4 separate regions of the Homo sapiens genome follow, and regions 2, 3 and 4 are each linked to region 1. The links are chromatin contacts, found by Hi-C or POLR2A ChIA-PET in ENCODE. All regions are on one chromosome and are shown on one strand. Each heading gives the region's core, a stretch centred on a gene start or an enhancer-like site at or near the end of the contact. The rest is flanking DNA. Distances are from core to core; before and after follow the strand shown.

The links. A loop is a pair of places that touch in the nucleus more often than their neighbours do. ChIA-PET counts read pairs that join two places held with the same protein, here RNA polymerase II (POLR2A). Pooled maps may share reads with other maps.
Region 2: a map of CD4-positive, alpha-beta T cell shows a loop between it and region 1 (8-fold over the local background). The contact joins the promoter of PARL here to the promoter of SENP2 in region 1. A Hi-C loop is called at or near these places in 1 of 168 maps with a recorded cell type or tissue (CD4-positive, alpha-beta T cell) and 8 of 50 pooled maps. POLR2A ChIA-PET finds 5 or more read pairs at or near these places in 1 of 52 experiments (BJ).
Region 3: a map of CD4-positive, alpha-beta T cell shows a loop between it and region 1 (5-fold over the local background). The contact joins the promoter of RPL39L here to the promoter of SENP2 in region 1. A Hi-C loop is called at or near these places in 3 of 168 maps with a recorded cell type or tissue (CD4-positive, alpha-beta T cell and CD8-positive, alpha-beta T cell) and 7 of 50 pooled maps.
Region 4: a pooled map shows a loop between it and region 1 (12-fold over the local background). The contact joins the promoter of POLR2H here to the promoter of SENP2 in region 1. A Hi-C loop is called at or near these places in 1 of 37 single-sample maps with no recorded cell type and 10 of 50 pooled maps. POLR2A ChIA-PET finds 5 or more read pairs at or near these places in 1 of 52 experiments (T-cell).

The regions. Positions count from the first base shown.
Region 1 is chr3:185,584,818-185,587,750 of GRCh38, reverse strand. It overlaps SENP2 (SUMO specific peptidase 2), which reads right to left and starts at 1,456. Exons shown (of 17, transcript NM_021627.3): 1 at 1,237-1,456. The coding sequence starts at 1,337. RefSeq lists enhancers at 1,377-1,776, 1,817-1,866, 1,360-1,978, 1,979-2,597, 2,598-2,933.
Region 2 is chr3:183,883,459-183,886,391 of GRCh38, reverse strand. PARL (presenilin associated rhomboid like) reads left to right here and starts at 1,512. Exons shown (of 10, transcript NM_018622.7): 1 at 1,512-1,670. The coding sequence starts at 1,546. RefSeq lists enhancers at 1,063-1,292, 1,333-1,382 and silencers at 1,332-1,482, 1,593-1,752.
Region 3 is chr3:187,138,081-187,141,013 of GRCh38, reverse strand. RPL39L (ribosomal protein L39 like) reads left to right here and starts at 1,518. Exons shown (of 3, transcript NM_052969.3): 1 at 1,518-1,801. RefSeq lists a silencer at 1,378-1,607 and enhancers at 1,648-1,797, 1,838-1,937, 1,806-2,312.
Region 4 is chr3:184,360,191-184,363,123 of GRCh38, reverse strand. It overlaps POLR2H (RNA polymerase II, I and III subunit H), which reads right to left and starts at 1,414. Exons shown (of 6, transcript NM_006232.5): 1 at 978-1,414; 2 at 1-251. It overlaps CLCN2 (chloride voltage-gated channel 2), which reads left to right and starts at 1,519. Exons shown (of 24, transcript NM_004366.6): 1 at 1,519-1,707. The coding sequence starts at 1,645. LOC124906311 (a long non-coding RNA gene) reads right to left here and starts at 2,797. Exons shown (of 3, transcript XR_007096193.1): 1 at 2,367-2,797; 2 at 2,174-2,260; 3 at 1,813-1,905. RefSeq lists silencers at 1-254, 325-594, 1,155-1,744 and an enhancer at 2,862-2,933.

The DNA of each region.
Region 1 (2,933 bases), core at 207-2,706:
AAAAAAAAAAAAAAAAAATAGCCGGGCATGGTGGCGGGCGCCTGTAGTCCCAGCTACTGGGGAGGCTGAGGCAGGAGAATGGCGTGACTCCCGGAGGCAGAGCTTGCAGTGAGCCGAGATTGCGCCACTGCACTCCAGCCTGGGGGACAGAGCGAGACTCCTTCTCAAAAAAAAAAAAAATTAACACTTGATCACTAAAGTTGAAGAGGGGGCATAGAATTTGTATAGTATTTTATTTTCCAGATTTTTAGGTAAGGAGGTCGATACAATAAAATGGGACACTCCAAAGAGTAGATGCTAAATAAGAATAGCTTTTGGGGCTGAGTGCAGTGGCTCATGCCTGCAGTCCCAGCACTTCCAAAGGCTGGGGTGGGCGGATCACTTGAGGTCAGGAGTTCAAGGCCAGCCTAGCCAATATAGTGAAACCCCATCTCTACTAAAAACACAAAAATTAGCCAGGCGTGGTGGTGCACACCTGCAATCCCAGCTACTTGGGAGGCTGAGGCAGGGGAATCGCTTGAACCCAGGAGGCGGAGGTTGCGGTAAGCCGAGATCGCACCACTGCACTCCAGCCTGGGCGACAGAGCAAGACTCCGTCTCAACCAAAAGAAAAAGAAAAAAAGAAAAGAATAGCTTTGCGTTTCCCCCAAATTTTAACCGAATTTAAGAGTACAGACTAGTGATTGTTTTAAAGGAGTGAGGCACCTAAGCCTTTTTACTCATTCACTAATTCTAAAGCACAAAACCCTTCTGGCCCCAAACACACAGACTGTTTGACAGCTGTTTTGGAACAAAACAGGTGCTGTTTCTTGCTGCAAGGACAGTACTTGCAGTCAAAACGGCTTTGGGCAAGCTATGAATCTCACTTCAACTGCACTTAATGTCTGCAGATGACACTTGCGAGGGTGCTTTGTAAACAGTGAGCCACAACAAAGACAGTATTCCTTCAATGTTAGTGTTCAGCCTAAGAGCGGCAAAGCCCCATTTGTTATCAGCAACCAGCTTGGCCTCTGACAAGAATGTCAAAGACCCTGCCATCACCGGCCGCTACGAAGACGACCAGCTCCTCCTTCATCAGGAGCTGCCTCCCTACAGCCTGGCGGGAGCGACTACGTCACTAGGATCCCGGCGACCTGTTTCGGGTGAGCCTGGCTGAATCAAAGCTATCACGGCCGAGGAGCCCGCTGTGGGGGAGGGGGTAAGGCCAGGCTGGCGCTCAGCCCCCTCTCGTCTCACCTGTCTGAGCGCCGCCTCTTCAGGAGGGCCCGGGCAGGGGGCACCGACCGGTCGCAGAAACGGAAAATGGTGCCGAGAATCCTAACCAGCCATCTGTACATACCAGGCCCAAGCAGCAGCGGCGGCCGACACACCCCGAGACGCAAACCCCAGAGCTGTCGCCGCCGCTGCCGCCTTCGCCGTCTTAACCACCACCGCCAGAGTTCGGTCGCTGATTTGTGACGCGATTCAAGAGCCCACAGATACAGCGTCCCCAGGGCTACCAGAGGCCCCCGCCCGCCACCACTCCTGACGTCACCTCCTCCCGCCCGACCGGAAAGCTCCATTCTCAATCTGCGCACGCGCAACCTAGCACCGCTCCCTATTTCCGAGCCCAGCAACAAGAGTAATTGTGGGACGGTCCCGGCCCAATCGCTGACGAGATCGGAAGGGCTGTCGGCAGGGTTTTCTCTTCGGCGGAGCCAATCCGGAGCCGGCCCGTGGGACAAGGCCCACAGGCCACATGTGAGGCTGCTCCACTCCGGAGGAGGCGTTCCGGGGTCCCAGAGGACATTAGGTGCTCAGTGTTTGCTGAATGCACATGTAAAGGTAGATCAGGTTAATTAACACACGTTTACCGTTTTAGGCGCCCTTTATTTTGCACTTACCTTTTGCCTCGTACTTTTCACGCATTGTCACCTTAATATGCCCAGCAATGGCGTGTGACAGAGAGTCTTAAGCCAGTTTTATAAGTCAAGGAAATTGAGGCATAGAGCGATTAAGTTATTTGTCTAAGATCACAAAACTAGCTAGAGACGTGGCTGGAACTTGAACCCGGGGTCTGAGTACCAGCGCCAGTCCCTCGCCCTTGAGGTCAGTCTACTTGGAGACATGTACATAGATAATTACAAATTACAATACACCGTAAGTGGTTGCTGTGATAAAGGTATGTGCAGAGTGCAGTGGGAGCCAGAGAAAGGAAAACCACACACTGAGGGAGAGAAGGAAAGGGCAGATGTCCTCAAGAAAGGCTTCACAGAAATTTAAGGATGAAACCTGCGGCCCACTAATGTCTCCTACCCTGGGCTAGTAAGTAATGAGTCTCGTTACTCTCCCTCTATAATTCCAATGTCACACTTCTAGTTAATTGTCAACTATAGGCCGGGCGCGGTGGCTCCTGCCTTTAATCCCAGCACTTTGGGAGGCTGAGGTGGGCAGATAGCTTGAGCCCAGGAGTTTGAGACCAGTCTGTGCAACATAGTAAAACCCCATCTTTACAAAAAATACAAAAATTAGCCGGGTGTGGTGGCACGCACCTGTAGTCCCAACTACTTGGTAGGCTGAGGTGAGACGATCACTTGAGCCCAGGAGGTTGAGACTGCAGTGAGTCGTGATCACGCCACTGCACTCCAGCCAGGGTGACAGAGTGGGACCCTGACGCACCCCATCAAAAAATTATCAACTGTAAAACAAATCCCACCCTATTTAGTGATAGAAAATCCAGTCCCCTCTTCCAAACAATCCTAAGAATCCTCAAAGGTTTTCATGCCCCACAAATCCATTCCTGATTAACTTGTTTCCTACTTGTGATTCAGTTAAGGCCAGAGTTTTACACTTGCTTGAACTTCAACGCTGGCACTCCCCAGTACAGCCTCTTCCTTTCCTCAATAGACAGCATTCCAGGCCGGGTGTGGTGGCACACGCCTGTAATCCCAGCA
Region 2 (2,933 bases), core at 263-2,762, 1.7 Mb after region 1:
TTCTCTGGGAAGCCTTCTCCCTGAGCCTCCCATGCCCCTTCCTTCAATTGGGCTATATCCCCCCTCTCTAGACTCCTACAGAGCCTTCTCCCCCAATACAATAGAATCTTTGTGAGGTCAGATATAGTGTCTTCTCAATTGTATCCCCAGGTTTAACATATCACCTGACACACTGTAGGTGCTTAATAAGAGCTTATGGAATGAATGAAGTGCTATTGCAGAGATAAGCATAAAGCGGTATGTGAGTACAAAGGAAGGGAATCTAAATTGGAGTGGAGGTCTGGGAAAGGCCTCCTGGAAGAGGTGACACTTGAGGCTGACCTGAAGGACAAGTCGGTTAGATGTTTCAAGTGGTGAGAACGGTAGCATGAATGCTCAGCAGTGGGAACGCGGATGGTGCCTTTGAGTAATGGCCAATGACTGTATGGCTGCAGCTAGGGTCGGGGGGAATGGAATGGCAGGGAATCAAGCTAACTGACAGGTAGTTGAGGGATGGATTATGAAAAAGTGAAAGCCCGCTTTTCATTTCAGGCTTGGATTTTGTGTTTATTTACTTATTTATTTATGAGAAAGGGTCTCACTCTGTTGCCCAGGCTGGCACGATATCGGCTCACTGCAACCTCCCGAGTTCAAGTGATTCTCCCACCTCAGCCTCTCGAGTAGCTGGGATTACAGGTTTGCGCCACCACGCCCAGCTAATTTTTGTATTTGTATTTGTAATTTTTTTGAGACGGATCTCGCTCTGTCACCTAGGCTGGAGTGCAGTGGTCCAATCTCGGCTCACTGCAACCTCCGCCTCCCAGGTTCAAGCAATACTCCTGCCTCAGCCAACTGAGTAGCTGGGATTACAGGCCCCTGCCACCATGCCCGGCTAATTTTTGTATTTTTAGTAGAGACGGGGTTTCACCATGTTGGCCGGGCTGGTATCGAACTCCTGACCTCAGGTGATCCGCCGGCCTCGGCCTCCCAAAGTGCTGGGATTAAAGGGGTGAGCCACCCCGCCCGATAGGCTTGGACTTTGTTAAAGGCATACAGAATAACACGAAGTGGTGAGATGCAGAAAAAAGTAGTAATTTAAGAAAACTTGGCTTGCCACGTTGGTTCCTCTAGGGACCAGCCCTGCAACTCCGGGCAAGTCCTATCCCCTCTGACCAGAGGCAAAGTGAAACAGTGATGACATCTACCTCTAGCAGTGCTGTGACGATTAAATGCGATCTTAGGCAAAGCGCCTGGTATGTGCCGTTACTCGAAAAAATGACAGTTGTCCCTCTTCGCTCTGGCCCCATCCTCCTCATCTGCAAATGCCGGGAGGCCGGGCCACTCTCGCAGGTCGCTCCCGGAGCCAGCTGAGCAGTGGGAGGGGAAGCGGTGGGACAGAAGGGCGCCAGCCAGTCGTCCGGGCACCGTGGCTGGTTCGGCTGCCGCTCAGCCGCGCGGGGGCGCTCTAGACTGCTCCTCGTGCTCTATGGTGTTGCCTTCGCCCCGGAAGTAGTTGCGCAGCTGGGGTTGGTAAGGTCGGGCCATGGTGGGGCAGAGGTTGGGAAGATGGCGTGGCGAGGCTGGGCGCAGAGAGGCTGGGGCTGCGGCCAGGCGTGGGGTGCGTCGGTGGGCGGCCGCAGCTGCGAGGAGCTCACTGCGGTCCTAACCCCGCCGCAGCTCCTCGGACGCAGGTAATAGCCGCCGCGCTCTGGTCTTCTCGCCTCTTGGTCCCTGAGCTCTGGCCGTGTATCCTCGGGGGCGGAGGCCGTCTGGGCCTCTTGTGCTGGCCCCAGCTCACCCCCTTCACCTTACCTGCCCCTTCTCTCTCCTCTCTCGCCTCCGTCCAGTCCTCGCTTCTCGCTCCCCTTGCCCAGCCCAGCCCCCCGCGAGCCTGCGCTTTCTCCTTTCCCATTGGGAAGGACGTGACTGGAAGGGGAACTAAGCTGAGGGTTCATTGCGTGCCACACTTCATAATCGCGAGTGGAAACTGTTGAGCCAGTTTCTGAAGTGAAGAAGTTAGTACAGCTGGCAGAATGGCGGTTTTTATTCTTTTTCCATCTAATTATAAAGGTTGTGTTCCATTACAACCAGTCGCCTTCTTTAGCTTGTGATCTAAGGGAGGACGAAGTCTGATGGAAGGTATCACTTTGTGTCTGGCAAAGTCGTAGGAGAGGCTTTATTGTTGAATTGAGACAGTGGAAGATTTCGTTTCCGGTTGATTTGGAAAGAAAACTGCCGAACCTTCCGAGTAGAAGTGTGAAGCGTATGGTTGATCAGTATTGCTGATTTTTGCATCACAGTAATTCATTTCTAATTTGAGAGAGAAGAGAGAAATTCCTCACCTGTTTAAGAATCTGATGTGCATTTGGCTTTGAAAATTTTCCTCCTCTTTTGTTCAAAACTTCATTCCTTCCAATTTCTGACTTGGTTAGATGGGTGCCTCGAATCCACCTGATTGCTGATAAGAAACATTGTTTATCAACACGTGGGATAGTCAGTGGTAAATAATCGAGGCTCTAATGTGGCGGAGCCATTGCCTAATCTCAAGGATCACCTGAAGAGTTTGTATGGATTTTATGTCCCAGGCCTCACCCCAGTCCTCCCAAATCACAATCAGGAGAGGGGTGGGTGGAGTGGAAGAACCTATATGTCCGACAAGCATTCCAGGTGAATTTTATCAGGGACTTGTGAAAACTTTACATACATTGTATCTTCATACACTAACATAGATCTGTCAGGCACTAATCTTAAACTCCTGGGGAGGTGGAAAATGAGGACAGATGGAGGTGGTAATCCCATTTGAGATTGCATGGTTTAAGGGGGAAAGAAAAGATTAATACTGGCCGGGCGTGGTGGCTCACACGCCTGTAATCCTAGCACTTTGGGAGGCTGAGGCAGGTGGATCACCTGAAGTTAGGAGTTCAAGACCAGCCTGGCCAACATTGCAAAACCCC
Region 3 (2,933 bases), core at 269-2,768, 1.6 Mb before region 1:
CTTGTTTCAATCAATAAAAAAAAGAAATATGAAATGTGAAATGCTTGTTTCAATCAATAAAAAAAAGAAATGTGAAATGTAAAATTTAATAAAATTTAAATTTTAGATACATTTAAAATGTCAAAGTCCTCCTTAAGCTTCAAGAAAATAAAATCAATCTCCTTAAAATGAACAAATTATGATGAATTCGTCAAAAATATTTATATTGTGTTAACCTCATTTACCAAGACATTTCAAATTTACATCTTTGTGTCTGTTAAAGACAGATTTAGAAATACACTAATTTTATTCAAATACAGTTTTTAGTTATGATGATTAGATTTAAAGATATGTGTGATCGGTCAGTTTATGATTATGTAGAATAACATGTCAATATTTACAGGATAATGCAGGTAGGTAAGACACCTGTTCTACTATTGCATGATTTCATGATTTAACTGGTGTAATTAGGAAAGGTTTTAGATCTAATTCGAACTGTCATATCCACTTTTTTTTTTTTTTTTTTTTTTTTTTTTTTTTTTTTTTGAGATGCAGTCTCACTCTGTTGCCCAGGCTGGAGTACAGCTCATTGCAACCTCTGCCTCCAGGGTTCAACCGATTCTCGTGCCTCAGCCTCCTGAGCAGCTGGGATTACAGGCACCCGCCACCACGCCTGGCTAGTTTTTGTATTTTTGTAGAGACAGGGTTTCATCATGTTGGCCAGGCTGGTCTCGAACTCCTGACCTGAAGTAAACCACCCACCTTGGCCTCCCGAAATGCTGGGAAGATATACTTCTAATAACAGCATTTCCAACTACATTACTTGGTTGAAACAGTTGAAACTGCCATTGCAGTTGCAGTAAAGGTAACAAGAGGTAAACTTCTAATATGTAACAGGAGATTTGACTTTTCTCATATGTAACAGGAGATTTGACTTTTCATCTAGAATTAGAACCAAAATCGTTAAATTTGTATAGATATTTGCATTAGCAGAAATCCCATTTTGTTCATGTTGTTTTTAAATAAAGTGACTCGTTTAAAATTTAGTTGCATTTTAAAAATCTGTGTTATGGGAGTGGTAATACTGACTCCAGGCAGGGAAATGAGACAATTGTTAGAGACGCAGGGATGGAGCTGAGAGGTCCTCCTGGTCTCCAATGGCCCGGCGGTGGCTCGATGGGAGGGAGAGCGCCCCCTGGAGGCATTGGCGGTTCCTGGCTCGTGTGCTCGCGGGAACCCAAGCTGTGAGCCTCTGGCCCCGCCAGGGCGTACGAATCCTTTCCTCGTTTATCCAGTATTAAGTCACGCTGTGTGCTAAGTACCGTGGCCAGGCAGCAGCTAGACAACGCGCTGAGGTAAAATAGAGAACTAAGGAAGAATGGGGGACCCCAAAGTCAACTTGGTGACACATCACACGCAGGAGTCGGACCCACGGCTCCCCGAGCCACAGCTCAGTGGGGCGGGACCGCCCGGGCCTGGGCGGGGCCGGGGCGGGGCCTGTCACGGGGGAAATCACCGCCCTAGCATCCGGGGAAATCGCGGTCTTAGCATCCGGCGCGCGGCGGTTGAATTGCTGCGCCCAGCGAGGCAACCGCCTCCGAACGCCAGGTGGGGGCGAGGCGTCTCGGAGTCTCAGAGACACCAAGGCCCCTGCGACAAGGTGGCTGCAGCTAGGCCGGGGGCGTCAGGACGACGGAGCGGGTTCGGGTCGGTGACACGCAGACCTGAGGGAGCTGGGCCCGCCTTTTCCGCCCGCGCCCCAGGCCCTTGCAGATCGAGATTTGCGTCCTAGAGTGGGAAAAAAGCAGAGGCCAGGGCGCCGGTAAGTAAAGGTTCCTCCTCACCCGCCGCCAGGGCCCGGTCCGCCCAACGAGCAGGGCGGCGTGAGGGTCACGGGCTGGAAACAACAATGCCACAGCTCAAGCCGACTCCAACAGTAGTAGCGTTTTTGTTTGTTTGTTTGTTTGTTTGTTTTTTGAGACAGGGTCTCCCTCCGTCGCCCAGGCTGGAGTGCAGTGGTGTGATCTCGGCTCACTGCAACCTCCGCCTCCGGATTCAAGCGATTCTCCCGCCTTAGCCTCCTGAGTAGCTGGGGTTACAGGCGCGCGCCACCACACTCGGCTAATTTTTGTATTTTTAGTAAAGACGGGTTTCACCATATTGGTCACACCAGTCTCGAACTCCCGACCTCAGGTGATCCGCCCGCCTCGGCCTCCCAAAGTGCTGGGATTACAGGCGTGAGGCACTGCTCCTGGCCTACAGTAGTGGCTTCTGGAGGCCACTCAGGCACCCCCTGTTTCTAGCTTAGAGAAGGAGGAAATCGACAATAAAGTAGCCTTAAAGGGATCCATGTTCCGCCCTGCCACCTCTTCAGATGTCAGCGTTGTCCAACTAGTGTCCCTAGAATTACCCAGGATGTGAGTGGCACTGATTCATCAGTGGTTTAATCAGCAAAACCAAGTGTCTTACCTATCTGCCTCATCTGCTCACTGCCTCTTTCCAAGGCGTTCTCACAGGCGCAAACACTTTCTTTTCCTCCATTAATTCCAGTAGGTAAGATTTTGCAGTCTCCTTTAAGGTCCCCGTTTCTCAAAGATAGCCCAAGGAATCTCGCCACTTCCTTGCCTTTTACACATCTGGATTCATCCAGAGACATAAACCCTGACCAGGACTAGCTTCAAAAGGGTCCCACCCGTGCAGTCACATAGGGCTCAGAAGGGCCCTGTACTTACTTTCTTGCTCTGCTATGGCAATCTTGAAATTCTTAATTTTTAAACCAGCACCCGCCTCCCCTCCCCGCCACCTCCACAACATTTTCATTTTGCACTGGGCCTGGCCTTAATTCTCAATTTTCTCAAAGGCTGTCATGTAACTATATAAAAATATAGTTAAAAGAGTTTCTTCTCTAGACATGTCTTTAGTCACTAGGACATCAAGAGACAGGACGGATGCTT
Region 4 (2,933 bases), core at 165-2,664, 1.2 Mb after region 1:
GTGGGGGCCTAACCCAGGCAGGGACCTTGATCCTTGGCCCAGAGAAGCCGGGCCCTAGCCCTACCCCGCCGGTCCGCGTGCCCGCCGAGGGCACAGTCCGCGCCGAGGGCAGGTGGAGCAGAACCCCGCCCCAGAGGTGCCCAGCCCCTCCAGCCGGCACCGAGGACCCCGGGGCCGGCCTGGGCCGGCTCGGCCCTGCTGGACGTAACCCGAGCCGGATCCGTCCAGTTTGGGAATTTGCCATGACGTCGCTATGGAGAAGAGGAAAGCCTGCATTGTCCCCTCCTCTCGTACTGCACCCTCCCACCACTGCCCTCCCTCTTCCCCCCAGGCCCTGCTCTCTTCCCCTACACCGCCCCTTCAGCCGGGCTCCCGCCACCCCCCTCCCCCGGGCATTACCCCTCCAGCTTAGTGCTGCGCGTTCCCCCTCCACTGCCTTCTCCTGGACACGGATCCCCTCCGTGCCCCTTCAGCCTGGCACTGCCCTGTCCCTTGGATACCAGCTCTTCCCTCACACTGGCCCTTCCTCCTGAGTGCTGGCTTCTATCACAAGGCCCCCCCTTCCCGGGCACTGCTCCCGCCCCCTGAGCCCCGCCTCTGCCTCCCAAATGCCCCTTACTCCTGGTGCTGGCTCTCCCGCACACTTGTGCGTTTCCTGGGCGCTGCCCTCGCTCCTCTCACACTATCTCTACGCTGCCCATCCACCCTGCGCGCGCTCCGCCCTCTGTTCTATCCTTCCCCAGCCCCTGATAGAGAACCCAGAACACCAGCAGGCAGTTCCCCCAAAGCGGAGGGATGGAAGCAGCGACTTGGGTTCCTCCTTGGGCCCAGCCAGGGAGAAGCGACCCACGCCCGCGTCCCAGGAGTAGACTTCCCGGCACCTGGAGCTCCCTTCCCTCCGGCCTACCCCTTCCGGTGCCCTCCCCAACCTCCACCCCCGCACACCCCGCAGGCCCGGTTGCTCCAAGTGCACCTACCCACGGGAGCCCCGAGAAAAGGAAGGATGAGGAAGACGGCCCCAACCCTCTCCGAATCCTTCCAGCTTTGCTTTTCACCCCTGACGGGGCAGAGGGGCCTTCCCAGGCCTGTCTGGGCCGCTCGTCTCTTCGGAGGGGCAGAGGGGAGGCGGCTCCTAACGGGCTGACCCGGAGGAGTCCGATGTAGACAGCTCCGCAGCCCCCAGCCCCAACCCCTACGGAGCTCAGGCGTCTGCAGCCCCTCCTGCCTGGGCACGGGGAACCGCGAACCCGGGCCGGCCCCTCCACGTGCCAGTAGACCCGCCCCTCCCGGGCGCCCCTCTCCGACCCGGGCATCCGCAGGGAGCCGGCGCGGGCTTGCGCCTTCCCAGCGCCCCTTGCCGCCTCTCGGGAGGCCCCGCGCGGACCCCAGCCTGGCTGGGCCGTCCCCTCCGGATGGGCCGGCGGGCGGAGCAGCGCAGAGGGCACCGCCCTCGGCCCGCCCGCCGGGGAGGGGACGCGAGCGGGAGGCTGCGCCAGCGGCGCCCGCCGGGGGCCCGCCGCACTCTGCTCTCGGCCTCCCGGGCTGCGGGGACGGGACGGCTGCCGGCGCGGACTTTGCGGGCCGGGAGCCGAGTCCAGGACAGAGCCGGAACCGCCGAGGGAGGCGAGAGGGCAGTGCGCGGAGATGGCGGCCGCGGCGGCGGAGGAAGGGATGGAGCCACGGGCGCTGCAGTACGAGCAGACCCTGGTAAGTGAAGCTGAGCTGAGCCCCAGGAGTGCGCTCCGGGACCCCTGCTCCAGGTTACCCTGGGAAGCGCGAGGACCAGGGGCCTACCCTAATCCTGTCCTAGCATTTTGAGCTGGGGAAACTGAGGCTTGGAAGTCTGAGGCTGCAGGGCCGAAGGGATGGAAAACTGCATGCTGGTTTCTGGCTGAGGCTGAGGGCCTGCAGAGGACAAGGACACCAGGTACTTGTCTCAGGTGTCCTTCCCCTCACCCCACAACATGCACGTTTTCTTTGCACCTCCCCTTCACCACCTGGGCCCAAGTCTCAGCACCCCACTGCCCCTTCCGCGGCACCATTCACACCATTGAACTTTCTCTACGCCACTATCTCCACCACCCAAGACATTCTCTGTGTCCCTGCCATGTGCATGGCACCATGCTAAGCATAGAATCGAGTGTGTAGAAAGATGGTCAGCCCCAGACCCTACCTCTGGAGGCTCCACACCCAGCGTTGGCTCCAGGAGCCCCTCAGTTGACTCTGGAAAAAGGTGGCTTGCCACTCTGGGGGACAGGAGCTTTAGGGAGGGTGGGTGAAGCAGGAATGGGTGTGGGAATTGGGACCTTTGTCTATGCTGATGCGGGGTATCCAGCCCCCACCCACCCCAGGGTGTGTCCCCTGACCTCATTAGAAGCAGGGGTCCTGGGCTCTGAGCTGACTTATCGCCCCCATTGTTACTTGGTGTTTGAGAAGCCACGTGACCCTCCTCATGTCACTGGGGTGGAAGACCCAAGCCCTAGGGAAAGGAAGGGGCCCGTGGTTCCTTTTTACCAGCTTGGGCTGGAATTTGCCCAGGAAGGTGGCAGGGAGGGAACGTCTTGGAGAGGAGAGGCTATAAGTCTGGGAGGTGCCCAGTTAGGAGAAAGTAGCTGGATGAATCAGGATGTCAGGGAGAGGTGGGAGTAGAGCAAGGGTAGAGGGGCCAACCCTTGGGATGGGGTAGGAGACACTTGCCAATCTGCCCAGACCAGGATAGGAGCATGGTCAAGGAAGCCAGGCACCTGGCCTCTGAAATGGTGCCTCTTAACACCAGCCACCTCTCCATCTCCGTCCCTTCCAGCTGTCTCTGGAATGAGCTCTCAGGGTCGAGCTCTGTCCCGGGCACTCTGTGCTCCAGCCTGCTCCCGCCCCCCTTCACCATCCTATCCCTTTGTCTTTCTCTCCCACTCTCACCTCCCTCCTCCTACACC